Regions from separate parts of the Mus musculus genome. Here region 2 is linked to region 1. Evidence: chromatin loops called from intact Hi-C (ENCODE). Cell type or tissue: heart. All regions are shown on one strand.

Region 1 (8,000 bases):
ATGACATATGCACATGCACACACACACACACACACATATGCAGAAACCAGAGGAGAATATTGGGAGTCTTTACTATTCTCCATATTCCCTTGAAACAGCCTCTATCATTGAGCCTGGGAGCTGGGCTCATGGCCTAGCAATCCTTCTGTCTCTGGCCTCTCCCACCCCCAGCACTGGTACTACAGGCACAGCAGCCACAGCCCGTTTTTTAATATTAAAACTGGTTATAGTGAGCCATCTCCACTGCCCAAAGTTCCTAAGTGAACCTCCAGGTTCAATTAGAGCTCCTGTAGAAAAAAGCAAGGTGGCAGAGTTAGTGTGGGAGACATCTCAAGTCAGCCTCTGGCCTTCACAAACACACCAGTGTGCCTGCATGCATGCATAGGCTGAAACTTGTGAACATATATACACAAAGATAAGAATTTGCATCTGTAGGTGATGTGAGGCACCATCATACAGAACTTTACAAGTTTAAAAACCTTTACAGCCAGGTGTACTGGTTCCTGCCTGTAATCAAAGCACTTGAGAGACTGAGGTGGAAGCACTTCCATCATTCGGAAGCCAACCTGGGCTACATACTGGGATATACCTCAGGATAGCCTGGGATATGAATGAGGTTATGTCTCAAGAAAACAAGACAGTTAAAATTGTCTAGCCAGACGGGTCTTATCAAAAAGCTCTGGGTTCAAATAGGATCCCTGCCTCGATGAACAAAGCTAAAAGTAACTGAGGAAGACTCATGATGCCAATTGGGGGGGGGTGCTACTTGTGCATCTATACCTATATAAACATGCACACACATGCACACCACACCACACATATACCTGGAAAACGAGAATGGTTTCACATCTATATGTTGCAGTTGGCAGCACCTGAATTTGACTGGCCAAGCCTTTTAGACCCTCGGCTCAGACGTAAGTCTCCCGTGTGAGTTCCCCATTTCTTCTGAATTTCCCTCTTCAAATGATAGAGTGAACTTTTAGGGTTTGCAGAATCTCCACCCCTTACCCAGAAATATGTCACTTCAAGGGTTAAAACTGCTGTTTCATTAAGACAGTGACTGCAGCAGACCCTCTTTGGTCCCTTTCTGCATGGAACGAGTCTCTGGTTGCAGGTGGACAAGGAGTTGGCAGGAATTGACAGACTCAACACTAGGGAGTGTCGATCTGAATGTAATTTGTCAAATCGAGCATCAAACTTTTTATAGGAAGTAGGGAAGTTGGGTGACACACTGGCAAGGTACAAAGAGGTTACTGGATTCTTACACAAAACAGAGGAATGCAAACACAGAAGGACTGGCAGGAACCAAGTGGGATAAAAATTCAATGTTAACAACTGGCATCAAAAACAGCTCCAGCTGGGCGTGGTGGCGCACGCCTTTAATCCCAGCACTTGGGAGGCAGAGGCAGGAGGATTTCTGAGTTCGAGGCCAGCCTGGTCTACAAAGTGAGTTCCAGGACAGCCAGGGCTATACAGAGAAACCCTGTCTCAAGGAAAAAACAAAAAAACAAACAAACAGGGGCTGGAGAGATGGCTCAGCGGTTGAGAGCACTGATTGTTTTCCCAGAGGTCCTGAGTTCAAATCCCAGCAACCACATGGTGGCTCACAACCATCCGCAATGAGATCTGATGCCTTCTTCTGGTGTGTCTGGAGACAGCTACAGTGTGCTCATATACATAAATAAATGATTCTTTAAAAACAAACAAACAAACCAAACCAAACCAAAAAAAACAGCTCCACCTAAGGTCCACTTAATCTTAGAAGCGGGGGGTGGGGGGTGGGGGGGGTTCCTGCCCTTGCCAAAGTTCCTACTCTAGTCTCTTGTATAGTCTACCTTCCCCCTAGGCCATTGTAAATACTTGTGTATGGGTATAACTCAGCTATCTATAGTTCTAAATATCTACTCTGGTTCCTTTTTAGGTCACAAACTTCCTTCTTCCTAGATAATGGTAAATTTCTGTGTAGGGCAGTGACTTAGCTATCCATGCCCAAGGTCGGATCAAGGACTGCGTAGAATCTAATTTAGCTATATGTCAAAATATCAATCCTTAGGAGCACTTGTAATAAAGCAATATTAAGGGAAAGCACGCAGATCCAACTAAAGCAAAGACATTGGAGCATTCGTTATACAGGATGCCACGATTCCAGGAGACTAAGTTTCCATGAACTTTTCGCCTCGGGACAGAGCTCAGGTTTTCGGGGCCTGTCGTGCTTGTCACTACTGGAGTGGATGTAGAAAGTGACCTGCCAGTCTCCTCTGAAAATCACCCTCTGGGGGTGTGATTCCGTGATTAAGAGTGATTCCCATTAGTTCCGAAGACCCAGGTTCAGTTCCTAGCATCCAGTCAGTCAGCTTGCAGCTGCCTACTCTAACTCCAGCTCCAGGAGATCAGACACCCTATTCTGACCTCTAAAGATACCTATACACACTTGGAATATAGTGACACACACACATGCACACACCCCTGTAATCCCACTACTGGGTAAACAGAGACAAAAGGACTGAAAGTCTAAAGTCAGCCAGGACCACAAAGCAAGCTCCCATATCAAGAGAAGAGGCACGCAGGTATTGGTTTAAATACACTTAAGCCCCTGCCCCAAAGTTATTTGATAAATACTCTAGACTAGGACTCAGAAGAAATTTTATTTATTTAAGACGGGGCCCCAGGTAGCACAAATTAGTCTCAAACTTTCTGTACAGTGGGAGATGACCTTGAACTTCTGATCTTCTTGCCTCGACCTCCCCAGTACTGACATTACAGGCAACAGCTACTGTGCCTGCTTTTCTTGATGCTAAGAAACAAGGGCTTCACTCTACCAACTGAGCTACATCCCCACCTCAGGAACCTGTTTTCTAAGAATTTTTATTTCGTTTTATGGTATGTGTATTGGTGTTTTGCCTGCATGTATGTCTGTATGACAGTGTCAGATTCCTAGAACAGGAATTACAAAGAGCTGCCATGTGAGTGCTGGATATTGAACCCAGGTCCTCAGGAAGAGCAGTCAGTTCTCTTAACTGCTCAGCCAACTTTCTAGCCCCAGGAATCTATTTTCTTTTCTTCTTCTTCTTCTTTAAAAAAAAAAAAGATTTATTTATTTTATGAGTATACTGTCACTCTCTTCAGACACACCAGAAGAGGGCATCAGATCCCATTACAGATGGTTGTGAGCCACCATGTGGTTGCTGAGAATTGAACTCAAGACCTCAGGAAGAGCAGTCAGTGCTTTTAACAACTGAACCACCTCTCCAGTCCCAAGAATCTATTTTCTATTGCTAGAACTATGGAATGCTTATTTGAAGTAAGCTGTGTCTCCACTTTGATGATACCAGCCTGCGTTTTTCTAAGATCTCTCTTAAGGCTTTTTCCCACCAGGGTCATGTCCATCCTTTGTGTCAGAGATGAAGGAGATGAAGCACTCTCCACCCTCCAGTGGCAGTGAGTGCTTTGGGCTGAAGGTAACCTCAGAAAGTGAGACAGGGGGCTCTATCGTCCTGCTGTTTTTAGAGAGATGGTCAGTAGGTGGCACTAATTTACCACTCTTCCCTCCAGTCTGTGTGAGAGGAAGTAGTTCTTGGAGTTAACCCAGTGGAACACCAGTATCACAAATTTTGGAGATAGTTCCAGGAAACATTTGTTTGATTTTTGGGTTTTTTTTTGGGGGGGGGGGGCGTTGCTTGTTTGTTTTTGGTTTTTCAAGACAGAGTTTCTTTGTGTACCTCTGGCTATCCTGGAACTATGTTGTAGACCAGGCTGACCTCAAACTCACAAAAATCTGCCTGCCTCTGCTACCTGAGTGCTGGGATTAAAGGCCTGTGCCATCACTGCCCAGGTTTTTTGAAAAATTTAAAGGGCACAGATATTGGGTGGAAATGTTTTCAAGTTGGGACTGGAGTGAGAAGGAAAAAAAATGTTTTCACACATGAGGACCAAAATGAAGCATTCCAAATAACTAAAAACAAAGTTGGAGGATTCCTAGTTTCCTTCTTTCAAAACTGCAGAAGGCCAGCAGGATTGTAGTAGACAGATAAAGCAAAGGAATAGACTGGTAAGTTCATAGATAAGGTTGTTTAAGGCCCATTGATTTTCATCAGAGCTGCCAAGACCCTTCAATAAGGAGTTTTTCACCAAATGGTGCCAGGTCTGCAAGATAACCACATGCAAAAGAATGAAGTGAGATTCATCCTTTTACTATATATGAAAGCCAAGTCAAAATGGCTCAGAGACAAGGGCTGGGGTGTAACTCTCATGGTATGGTGCCTAATATGCACTGAGCTCTGGGTTTGATTCCCCAGCACTGCATAAAATGGGGTGTTGTCTCTAAAGTTCTCTAAAGCCCCATAGATTCTGTTCTTGTCCCCTCTAGGTAGCTTCCCGTCTGTACCTTTTCCTACTGCTATGCCACATATATATCCTGGTAAGAGTCACTCAGTACTGAGCGGTTAGCCAGCACAGCACTGGCTGAGAATAAAAACTCAGGGCTTTGCTGAGGTGAACGTTTATTTGGTCCAGAAAATAAGCAGACTCCACAGTGGAGAGGATCAAGCCACGAGCCAGTGGCTGTTCTGTGCTTGCTTGTTTGTTTGGTTGTGTTGGGAAGGAACCTGGGACCTTGTGCATGCCAGAGACATTTCTACTTGATTATAAACTGCACCCACAGGAGCTAGGCAGATGCTGACCCGAGAAAGCAAATCCAACACAGCACAATGATGGCCAAAGGTGCTCAGACTGACCAGGGGAACATGGATTTTTGTTCTGATACTAAATGGTGCCCTATCTTCCTCCAGCCCTCCGTGACCTGTTTCCTGACAGTTTTGGAGTAGTTGGTAGAAAAAGAAAGAAAACCATCTCATCCCAACTGTGCTTCCCATCTCCTGGTTGGTTGGTTTTGATTTTTCAAGCAGGAGCTTATGTGCTCACGCTAGCCTCGAACTTACTTCGAAGCTTAGGCTGCTCTTGAGTTCCTGATTCTCCAGCTTCCTCCCAAATGCTGAGATCCAGTATAGACTAGTGTGCTAGCCCGCTCTCTCCCTCCCCTGCCATCTGTTGATGCTCCAGGGTTGCTCTGACACCACCTACTGGCCCTTGGTTTACTATTTTAAACCCTTTAAACCAAAACTAAATCCTGTCCCTGAAGACCAGTTGTTTCACTCCAGGGGCAGGTGTTACCCACAGCAGAGGCCTGCAGTCTAGAAAAACAGGGTGTCTGTAGAAGGCTTGAAAGCAAAGAAAGAGAACGTCTGTCATTTAGAGCAAGGTCAGCCAGACCAGCTAGAGGAGACAACAGAATTGGGAGAAGCCAGAGGACCACTTGGCCAGAATCCTAGGCCAGCTATTGTATAATCTCCTTCATGCTGGAAAAAAGAGACAAAAACTGGGACATATTTTAAGCCTTGCTCAGGAGCCCAGAACAGACTCATAACTCCAGGAATCTCTGCTTTTCTCTGAAAATGGAAAATGTGAGCTAAGGGAACAAACGTAACAGATGGAGCTGCCCAGCTCTGTAATGTTGGGACACTGGACCTTGTACCACCTTGGTCCCATTTTCTACAGCCCCTGTGCTCGGAGCATCTGGTGTAATTTAAAGGCTGAAGGATTGCATGGTGGCCTCAGAGTCAAAGCACAGGATGCGCGTTTATCAAAGCTCTGGCTTTGCTGGGCTGCTAGCAAGAACAAATCAAATATAAAGGAACACACATTCAGGACTGGGGGATGGAGCTAAGTTTGGGGAGGGCTTGCCTGGCATTCACAAAGTCCTGGGTTTGATCCCCAGCACTACGTCAAGCTAGGTGCAGTGGTGTATGCCCCTAATTCCAGCACTTGGGAGATGAAGGCAGAAATACCAGGAGTTCAAGGTAATCCTAACCTTTATAATAAGCTTGAGACCAGACTTCACTACTAGAAACCCTATCTCAAAAGAGAAAAATACACAATTAACAGCCCAAAGAAATCGTGGTTACTAGGAGATATTCTTCCTAGAATTGCCGGGATAACAGTATTTTTAGAGGCTGGAGAGAGGGCTCAGCAATAAGAGCACTTATGGCCTTGCAGAAGAGCCTGGTTCTGCTCCCAGAACCCACATCAGATGGCTTAAAACCACCTCTGGCTCCAGTTCCAGGTCCAGGGGTTCTGATCTGATGCCCTCTGACCTTGGACACCTGCATACATGTGATGAAAATAAATTCACACATACACACACACACACACATGTTAAAAACAAAGAATCTTTGGTGAGATGTCACCTTTGATCCCAGCACTCTGGAAGCAGAGGCAGACAGTCTGCTCTATAAAGCAAGTTCCAGAATAGCCAGGGCTACACAGAGAAACCCTTCCTCAAGACAAAACTGCATGGACACCAGAGTTCCAAATTCCCCAAAGAAATAAATGTTAATTGCATTTCACATAAAAACATTGTTTATTTCCTTATTCACCACCATTTATATATATATGGACTGTGACAGAGACTTTGCTTACATCTTGTGGAACATGGCCAAGAAAAATGTTTTATTGTTGTTCACTTGAGCCTCAGTATTAGATTATCATTAGTGTAAAGGCTGGCAAAACCATACAATAAGATGTGTGTTTTCAGCCAAAGCTGCAGACGTTTACCAATTCCTTTTGTTTCTTTTTAAGAGGAGAATCTTTGTTTTGTCATCGTGGGGGCCCTGTGGCAATCAGCATCATGAGGCAGAGACAGTAAGTAAAGGCACAAAGAAACAAACTGCACCAAACCAGATATGTTTAAATTAACAAGTGACAGTCTGTGCATCAGTCTCACGACAGCTGTCACATGAGATGGACAGAAAGGACTAAGAACCACAAGACTTAGTTGCTCAGAGGTTGTTGAGCAACACCAGAAAATCTCAGAGGGGCCCATGCTTCCACGCCGGCGTAGGCCACCCCTGCTTGCCCGTTGTTGCCTCATGGCTGGTACTCTTCCTTGGACAGTGCCTGTAGCTGGGGACCTGGCCGGTGTGCTTTGGAGGTACTGGAAGGCACTCTGGCGGCCTACCTGCCTTTCTGCACAGTTAAAGGTCAGGGCAACTCCCACATTGCTCTTCATGATTCTGGAGGAGCCATCGGAAGTGCCATCAAAGCACCGGCCGAGCGCAATCTCCTTAGCTGTACGAGGGTCCTGATCAGTAACAGTATAGATACCGTAATTGTGGCCCAGAGGGTCCAGGGGTGCCAGCATAGTATACTCGCTGGTGTCATTGTTGACTGCCAGGGGAAGGTGGTTGACCAGGTACTCGTGCAACATAGAGTTAACACTAGCTCGATGGCAGCTGCCCTGGGGGATAACCTTTACTAATGTGCGGTCTACACGGTCTTGGTCATACAGCATTCCACTGCACTTGAACTCCAGGCAGGCAGATGAGACATTAGGTTGGTCTCTGTCCCGAGTACTCTTCACATCCCGGATCCCATAGAGCTTCCCCACAGTCTGCCGGTGGGTGCCTCCCATGTTACGGGATCGTACATTCACCTCCAGTGGCCCCACAATCTTAACCTTGATATAGCAGGCCCTGAACTCCATTGGCTTGGGCCACCATGCCAGGTAGTCTTCAGTCCAGCTCATAGGGTCATCTTCATTGAAAGGAACTGTGTTATAGTCATAGCGATCCCCCTCGATCTGATAGAACCGGAAGTGAGCTGCACTGGGGGGTGCCTCCTCACACGCCCGAAGGTTCTCAAAGGCATAGATAGGCCCATTGCTCTCCTCAGCTGAGTTGGGCCTTGGTTTGGCCATACTGATTTGGAAAGCCGTCTTTTTAACCCGTGGATCCTCATGGTCTGTCCGACGGTATTTAAGTTTGTTGAGGTAAGGCTGAGGGACACCGATTGCATTTGGGTTGAATTTAGGAGAAGACTCAACTGCCTCTAGTTCTTCTCCAGAAAGGCTTGCCAAGACATAGACAGAGTAAGCATCGGGGGACTGATCATCACAGAAGGCAGGCAGGCAGGCCCCATTGGGCCCTGTGATGACACTGTCAAATCGG
Region 2 (8,000 bases), 87 kb after region 1:
GCAAGTTTTACAGCTTGCCTGTCTGCCCTGGCACTTTTTGCCCGGAGCTTCTGTTTGTGTCCCTTCTTAAATTCTATTATTAATGAGACTGAAAATCCCAAGAGGAGACATCAAGTTCCCTGATGGATGCCCCAAGACTAAGATGACATTTCTTTCCTGTCTTTCTTTAATCAGAGAACATGAACCCGTTCCTGCACCCCTAGATAACGTCAAAAGCACTTGCTGTCAAGCCTTGTGACCTGAGTTCGATCCCTGGAACGCACACAGTAAAAGAAAAGAACTGACTCCCACAGTTGACCTCTGACTTCCACATGTACACCACGGCATGTGCACTCCACTCACAATAATATCTGGAAAAACGTTAAAGAGGACAGGGTGCTAGAGCGGTGGCTCAGCAGTTAAGAGCACTAACTGTTCTTGCAGAGGACCCAGGTTCAGCCCTGATCTGGCAGACAGTTTGGCACTGTCTTCTGAATTGACCTTGTGGGGTCTACACATGCAAGCACAGTGAGACACACGTATAGAGAGAAAGGGGAAGGGGAGATCAATTACAGTTTGTTTGTTTGTTTGTTTGTCTGTTTTAATTTGTTTTGAGACAGTGTTTTTCTGCGTAGCTCTGGCTGTCCTGGAACTCAGAGACCCACCTGCCTCTTTCTCTCAAGTGCCAGAATTAAAGGTATGCACCATCTTTCCATCACTACCTAGTGAGTGAGTGAGTGTGTGTGTGTGTGTGTGTGTGTGTGTGTGTGTGTGTGTGTGTGTGTGTGTGTGGAGGGGGATGTCTCAGAGTGCCATCCATGTGTTTTGTTTTCAGTTTTTCAAAACAGTTTCTCTGTGTAGCCTTAGCTGACCTGGAACTGGATCTGTAGACCAGGCTGGCCTCAGACTCACCTGCCTCTGCCTCCCGAGTGCTGCAATTAATGGCCTGTACCACCACACTTGGCGCAAGCTGTTTGTCTCCTCCCAAAGGTCTTAGCTCAAAAGAAATCTCAGCGTCCCTTACTAGTACTCCTCAAACCTAATTCCAGAAGGAGTGTCTCGGCTCCGCCTCCTCTTCCCGTGAGGGAAAACCCAACATCCCAGCCCCTTTCTGAAGTAAAAAACCAAGTCGCAAACATGGCTGAGTCAACACTATCCGACACTGTAACCATTAGCCATGCTAGCCATTTAAAGGTAATAAATTAAAATACCATAATAAGAAGTCTCAGAGCTGAAGTTAGAGACGATGGTTCAGTGGTTAGGAGTATTCACTGCCCTACATGGATTCTGTTCCTGGTCCCTATATGCTGGTTCAAAACTGTCTCTAACTCCAGTCCCAAGAGATCTGACGCCTTCTTCAGGCCTCTGCACACAAATAGTCAGTCATACACATAAAATAAAAATAAACAAGCTGGGCGGTGGGGGCGCATGCTTTTAATCCCAGCTGTCCTAAGGCAGAGGCAGATAGATCTCTGAGTTCAAGGTCAGCCTGGTCTACAGAGTGAGTTCCAGGACAGCCAGGGCTACACAGAGAAACCCTGTCTCAAAACCAAACCAAACCAAACCAACAATAAATAAAATTAAAAGAAGAAGAAGAAAAAAAGCTGGGCTGGAGAGATTGCTCTTCCGAAGGTCCTGAGTTCAAATCCCAGCAACCACATGGTAGCTCACAACCATCTGTAATGGGATCTGATGCACTCTTCTGAGTGTGTCTGAAGACAGCTAGAGTGTACTTACATATGATAAGTAAATAAATCTTTGGGCTAGAGTGAGCAGGGCCAGAGAGAGAAGAAAACAAACAAAAACAAACAAAAAACGAAATGCTTAAAAAATAGTTCAGGAGCTGAGTGTGCCTCAGATGCAGCGTAAGAGCCTGTCTCTCAACAGCACTCTTTTCCCAGATGCACTAAGGTTTCAAGGGCCCCGCAGTCACAAGGGGACATGGCTGTCACTTTTTTGTTACAGCTGTTCCAAACTAAAAGGTCCAAGACCTGCTACTGGAGGCGAGAACTGCTGACTCACCTCATTGCGACTGAGGAGAGGTGGCCAGCACTGGGTGTGGTGGTGTGTGTCTGTGATCCCAGTATTTGAGACTGAGGCAAAAGCAGGAGGAGTTTGAGGCCAACCGGAGTCACCAATACACAAAAAGCACAGGGTCAGGGTGGGCAGGTCCTGGGCGCCACTGAAAACCACCAGGGAAAGGACAGGGAGTCTTAAAAGTTCAGGGTCAAAGACCCACAAGGTCTTGTCCACAGCAGTAATGTGGTCAACAGGAAACCGGAACTAGTGTTCAAGCTACAATTGTATTATTTATTTATTTATTCATTCATTCATTCATTTATTCATTTATTCATTTATTCATTCGAGACAGGGTCTGCACAGCTGTTCTGGAATCCACTATGTAGACCAGGCTGTAGCCAGGCCTCAAATTCACAGAGATCTGCCTGCCTCTACCTTCCAACTTCTGGGACTAAAGGCATGCACTATATGCCTGGCTGCAAGCTCCAATTTTTTTTTTTAAGATTTATTTATTTATTATATGTAAGTACACTGTAGCTGTCTTCAGACACACCAGATGAGGGCGTCAGACCTCATTACAGATGGTTGTGAACCACCATGTGGTTGCTGGGATTTGAACTCAGGACCTTTGGAAGAACAGTCGGGTGCTCTTACCTGCTGAGCCATCTCACTAGCCCGCAAGCTCCAATTTTAAAGCCAGCGTGGTCACAGACTCTTAAATGACAGATAAGAAAGCAAAGTGAAGCGCTGAGCACACGACTTAAATCCACTACACCCACAAGCTACTCAGATGCTCGCCGTGCAATCCAGGAAACAGGAAAGTGGTACACTGTTTAAACCCACCTCTCGCTCTCACTAAAGCAAGAGCCGGGATTTAGTGACCTCACAGTTGAATGGTATGCTCTTGTTCAAATTTATTGCAGTAATTAGGGTTGGGAATATAGCTCGTTGTAGAGTGCTTGTCTAATACGTGTGAGGCTCTACTTCCAATCCCCAGCATCACAAGAGTAAAAATAAAACAAATGTAGATTTTAAGTTAATAAAACATAGATGTACAGAAACACAGACTATAAAAATCTGATTCTCAGACTTGAACTACCAGCCAGTTCTGGGCGTCGCCCTCTGGTGGCCCAGCCGGACACTGCGTGGAGGCACCGCCCCCGCCCGTGTCCGCAGGGCGGGGCCGCCATATTATTTGCATACCCACAGAACACTGCGCACAATACAAAAACATATCGAAAAATTAATGTGTTGCTCTGAGAATATCTCCGTGAAAGTTAGATTAAATTTATAAAACAAAAAGAGTGGTTCTGTTTAGCTAGAATAGTTGCGAGTCAAGTGGACACCATCACTGTGCTAGGAGTTGTTCTTACCCGAGCTGTGAGTTACAGTACTGGTAAGCATACTCTGGTTTCTCTTCAGATCGTATAAATCTTTCGCCTTTTACTAAAGATTTCCGTGGAGAGGAACAACTCTGAGTCTTAAACCAATTTTTTGAGGCCTTGTTTCGGCAAGGCTATATTTAGAATGTCTAACAACAGAACTACTACTGTGCATTACTGATAGTTTGTATATCTACTCACTGCTTTAAGTGACCTACACAGCCAAGCGTTGAAATAGAGCTCTGGTAGACAGCTTGTGTGTGTGCTTGTGTGTGTTTTAAGGGGAAAAAACTGTGAGGAGAAGGCATGTAGATTTTAAGCCCATCCTGGTCTATATAGCAAGCTTCAGGGCATACATGGACTTTGATCAAAAACAAGCTTACCATTAGCCACAGTTAAAATTCTGCTCAGCACCAGACCAACATTCTCTTGAAGAGAGGGGCTAAGTCAGACCCAATGAAAGACTCCGTGATGATGGAGAGGGGTATAGCCGGATCATATTGCAGTGTTTCCTCTGGTGGACCCCCTTTTCCAGCCTGAGGGCTAGGGCTGAAGGTCCCAGGGAAGCCAATGTTTCGGACTTGACTTTGAGGCTGACAAAAGACTCCAGGTTGTTGTGGCAGGGAGAGAAAAGATTTGGGGAGATGCTGTTCTCAGCTAGCTGGGAGCTAAATATTGTGCAGTCTCTGCAGTCCTGAGTGTTTAAACAGCAGGAACCTGACTAGGGCCTGGTCTCCCCTATTTGTCAGGTGAATCAGATAGTCTGACACTCCCACCCGCTGTGCCCTAGGCTCTGACATTTCATGAAGTTAAGTGCTGAGCTCCAGGAAGTAGAGATCAGAGAGTGGCAGAACCAAAGTGCACTCGGTCTGTAAGAACCGCCCTGGCCTTTAGTGACTACAAGGCTGTCCATCCTGTGGGGCCTGACTCAGACAGGCTTCCTGTGGTGACGAAAATAGCAGAGACAGAACCATACTGCAAGGTCAATCCAAGCCTGACGGGCGGCAGATGCTGGCACGCGCCCACACAACATTCATAAGCAGGCTCACACAGTGCACTTCCATGCAAACACTCACACATGCATCCTCATATGCAAGCTGTCACAGAGCCATGTAAACACACCTGCATAACATTTCTGTAAATAACATGCAGGCACTTACACACACGTGCGCTTATGCACACACTCACATCCATGCAGTCACTTACATTCACATGTATGTTCACATACATACCTAGGAGTGGAACTGCTGGGCATGCTTGACTTCAGCTTAACGGCAGTCTCATGCATGCTAGCAGGCAAGCGCTTTGTGGAGGGTGGTGGGAGCAGTCTGCCCAAGAGTCATGAAGGCCTTGTTAGGGCAGAGGTGTGGGTGTCAGGCCTTGAGGGAGGCAAACACAGAATGTTCCAGAAAGGACCGGAAACACACACATCTCAGATCGGAATGGAATGGGTCCTGAGCTCACCCATTGTGTCAGAGTCCCAAAGACTGTTTCCCTGTGGTTAATTCCCATTGGAAGGAGCTAATTCCTGCCCATCTCTTCATCCCTTCAGGTTGGTGAAGCCTCCAGAAAGAGAAAATAAGCCTTTGGCTGGTGATCCTGGGTCTCTAACTTAAAATAAGACAAGCTGCCACTAGGGTTGTCCACATGTGACACATCAAAGAGGATGTAGCAGGCTTCTGAGCTCTTTATGTCCCAAACCCCTGACCCTAGTCAGTGGGAAGGCACATCCACACCAGGACCACTCTCCGAGATGGCAGACCTCGTACCAGCTGAAGGGAGAGTTTTGATTGCACTTTGGACCAGGGATCACTAATGAAGACACCATGGGGATGACTAAAGACACAGGATATAAAGGATTATAATTAGCTAACAGTAATGAATCCATCAGGTCCTGCTTTTCAAAGATGGCCCATAGAGACATACTTCATCTAAAACCTCCTCATATCCATTGCTAGAATAAGCACAGAGGGAGCCCACTGGACAAAACTGAGGACCTGTTAACAAGTGCCACAGCCTGCTGCCTAGTCTCATAACCTTGAGAGGCCTCAGTGTTCTCACCTATAGACTGGGAATAATTGTGTTTTCTTTACTGGTGGCTTCCTAATGGTAAAGCAGTCAGCTAGCGCTCTCTCTCTCTCTCTCTCTCTCTCTCTCTCTCTCTCTGTCTCCTAATGGTAAAGCAGTCAGCTAGCGCTCTCTCTCTCTCTCTCTCTCTCTCTCTCTCTCTCTCTCTCTCTTTCTCTTTGTGTGTGTGTGAAAAGGTTGTAATATGTATTAAGTCTGACCTGGATCCATCCTCCTGCCTCAGCTTCCAGAGTATTCACAGGACAGCCTTTAGTCCTTTTAAGAAGGAAATATTCTTTTGCCATGAAAGACGTTCTTTACTCCGCTGTGCCCCCCACCCCTGCCAGGATTCCAGTCCACGAGGGCATATCCAAGAGGGTATGTTGGAGCCAGCTACTAGCAAACGTGAGCATGGCTCAGTCACTAGTCTTCAAGTTCTTCCCCTTGTCCAGAAGGGTCTCCGTATTCTTCCTCCAAGACACTGTTGATGGCCCCACGTGTCTGGACTTCTTGTGCCTGGCCCAATTCCCCAAGGAAGCCAAGGAGGCGACAGACAGCACAGTATATCCGCGGCAGGGTGACCTTGGTTGACTTGGGGGGGGGGGGAGTGGACAATCTGCGGCCATCTTCTGGAATCTACATCCCTTCCTCAGATGCTGGGCCTCTGTCCCCAGGGGCTGACGCCTTGGCCACGGTAGGACCGTCCTCAGATGCAGGCAACTTCCGGGTTTAGTGGGTCTCCAGAGGTGCCATTTTCATTTAGATCAGGTGCTTTGCGGTGGGAAATCTCCAGATTTGGGGCTTTAGGAGGGATGCTGGTCCTTGAGTGGTCCCAACCACCCATACTTCATCCCCACATCAGTTACATGGGAAAGCTTGGGACTCCTCTCTGGGCTGCACACCTAAGAGAGAATCAAATCCAACTTTCCATCCAGTTAGCTGCATGTCTGTCGTTTGTCTCTCTCCCTCAGAGCCCGGGCATGCCTCTCTCGGATCGTGTTGCCAGGCGTTCCAAGGCTGGCCTCCTTCTGAAATGTTTTTGCTTTTAAACGATGGGAAGAAAAAGAGCCTCATTCTTTTTCAACTTTCTGGGCAGTGATGGTGAGAGGGCTTCTGGCTCAGGGGTCTAAGGTCATTGGGTCACTGCATGAACTCAGACAGGAGAGAGAACTCAGGATAGCAGGAATGCGCTGTACCGAAACCCTAAGTAGGCCAGCCTGCAGAGACCGGAAGTTTTCTCAGAGACACGCCCCTGAGATGCAACTTCCTTTCTCTAGGCTCCGCCTCCTAAAGCCCTCACTTTCTAGTAACCCTTCCCCAGTCGTGGGCATTTTAAGAACTTGGCAGATATAAAATGTAGCATTTTAAGCTAGGCGTGGTGGCGCACGCCTTTAATTCCAGCACTCGGGAGGCAGAGGCAGGCGGATTTCTGAGTTCGAGGTCATCCTGGTCTACAAAGTGAGTTCCAGGACAGCCAGGGCTATTCAGAGAAACCCTGTCTCGAAAAACCAAAGAATCCTTATTACTTGTATGCGTGAGAGTGCGCTTGTCCCGAAGTGCACTGTGGGTTCTAAGGGGTTGAATGCAGGTGGTGCTTTTACACTCCGGGCCACCTCACCAGCCTTAATTTTTTTTTAAAATTATTTACTTTTAAAATAGATTCTTTGAGAATTTCATAGATATACACAATGCATTTAGATCAGATCACCCCTCCAACACCCCACCACCACCACTACCTCAAAGTCTCCTCCAGCCACCAGCAAGGTTCAATTTGCTATGTAAATTAGCTTTGAACTCACAGAGATCTACCTGCCTCTGCCTCCAGGCTGCTGGAATTAATGGTGTTTACCACTGTGCCCGACATTTATTTTATTTGTTTATTCACCATTTATTTGTTTGTCTGCTTGTTTATCTAGAGACGAGTCTCTCACTGGTCTGGAACTCACCATGTAGGCTGGGCTGGCTGGCAAGTGAGGCACAGGGGTGGGGGTGGGGGGGACCATCAACCAACGGTCATGCCATGATGCCCATCTCAATGGCCACTGAGGACTGGGTGTGCATGTGGCTGGTTAGTTCACCATCGTGTCAGCCTTAGTGGAGTCTTGGTTGTGGTAACACAGCACCAGCAGGGTCCCTCTGGGGGACATTATTCCACTTCATAGGAGATAAAGACTCCAGGCTCAGGAGTCTGTAAACCTTGGCTACCCCACCCAACTCTTTGCCAGCTCCTGGACAGGGGTGCCCAGCAAGGTTTTCCAGCTGAAGGGGTGTAAACACATGGCTCACATCCCTTTGTTGTTTTCAGCAAATTAAAATTTATCTCTCGGGGAGGAAATGAGAGGTCATTCCCGCCCCCGCCCTTCTTCTTCTTAATGGGCTCTGATGAAGGAAATGAATTGAGGGGGGAAGGAATCAGAAACCCGATCCACCTCTTCTGGCTCAGAAAGGGAGTGGGGACTCTCTGTGCCCTCAGAAGGGCAGCTGGGCACAGTGTGTTTTATTATATAATTAACCTTGACCCTTTTGGGTTCAAAGAAAGAGGTTAGTTGGAAA

Evidence for each region. Hi-C counts contacts between places; a loop is a spot of excess contacts. Peaks named below come from ENCODE experiments on the same cell type or tissue, not always from the same donor. Only the 100,000 strongest peaks of a DNase experiment are listed, where the experiment ranks them.
Region 2: it touches region 1 in a loop (6-fold over the local background); 15 of 42 quality-filtered maps call a loop at or near these places.

The regions. Positions count from the first base shown.
Region 1 is chr9:65,279,006-65,287,005 of GRCm38, reverse strand. Cilp (cartilage intermediate layer protein, nucleotide pyrophosphohydrolase) reads right to left here. Exons shown (of 10, transcript NM_173385.3): 10 at 6,392-8,000. The coding sequence ends at 6,629. Among named protein-coding and RNA genes, the nearest start is that of Clpx, 11 kb to the left of the region's middle. In heart, CTCF peaks have their summits at 3,515 (motif pointing right) and 5,063 (motif pointing left); a DNase peak (open chromatin) is centred at 5,345.
Region 2 is chr9:65,192,088-65,200,087 of GRCm38, reverse strand. It overlaps Gm40527 (a long non-coding RNA gene), which reads right to left and starts at 6,856. Exons shown (of 3, transcript XR_870869.2): 1 at 4,613-6,856. Gm25313 (a small nuclear RNA gene) reads left to right here and starts at 3,401; the gene lies at 3,401-3,516. In heart, no CTCF peak of the experiment used is centred here; DNase peaks (open chromatin) are centred at 994, 3,147, 3,786 and 4,287; H3K4me3 peaks cover 625 bases; H3K27ac peaks cover 4,123 bases.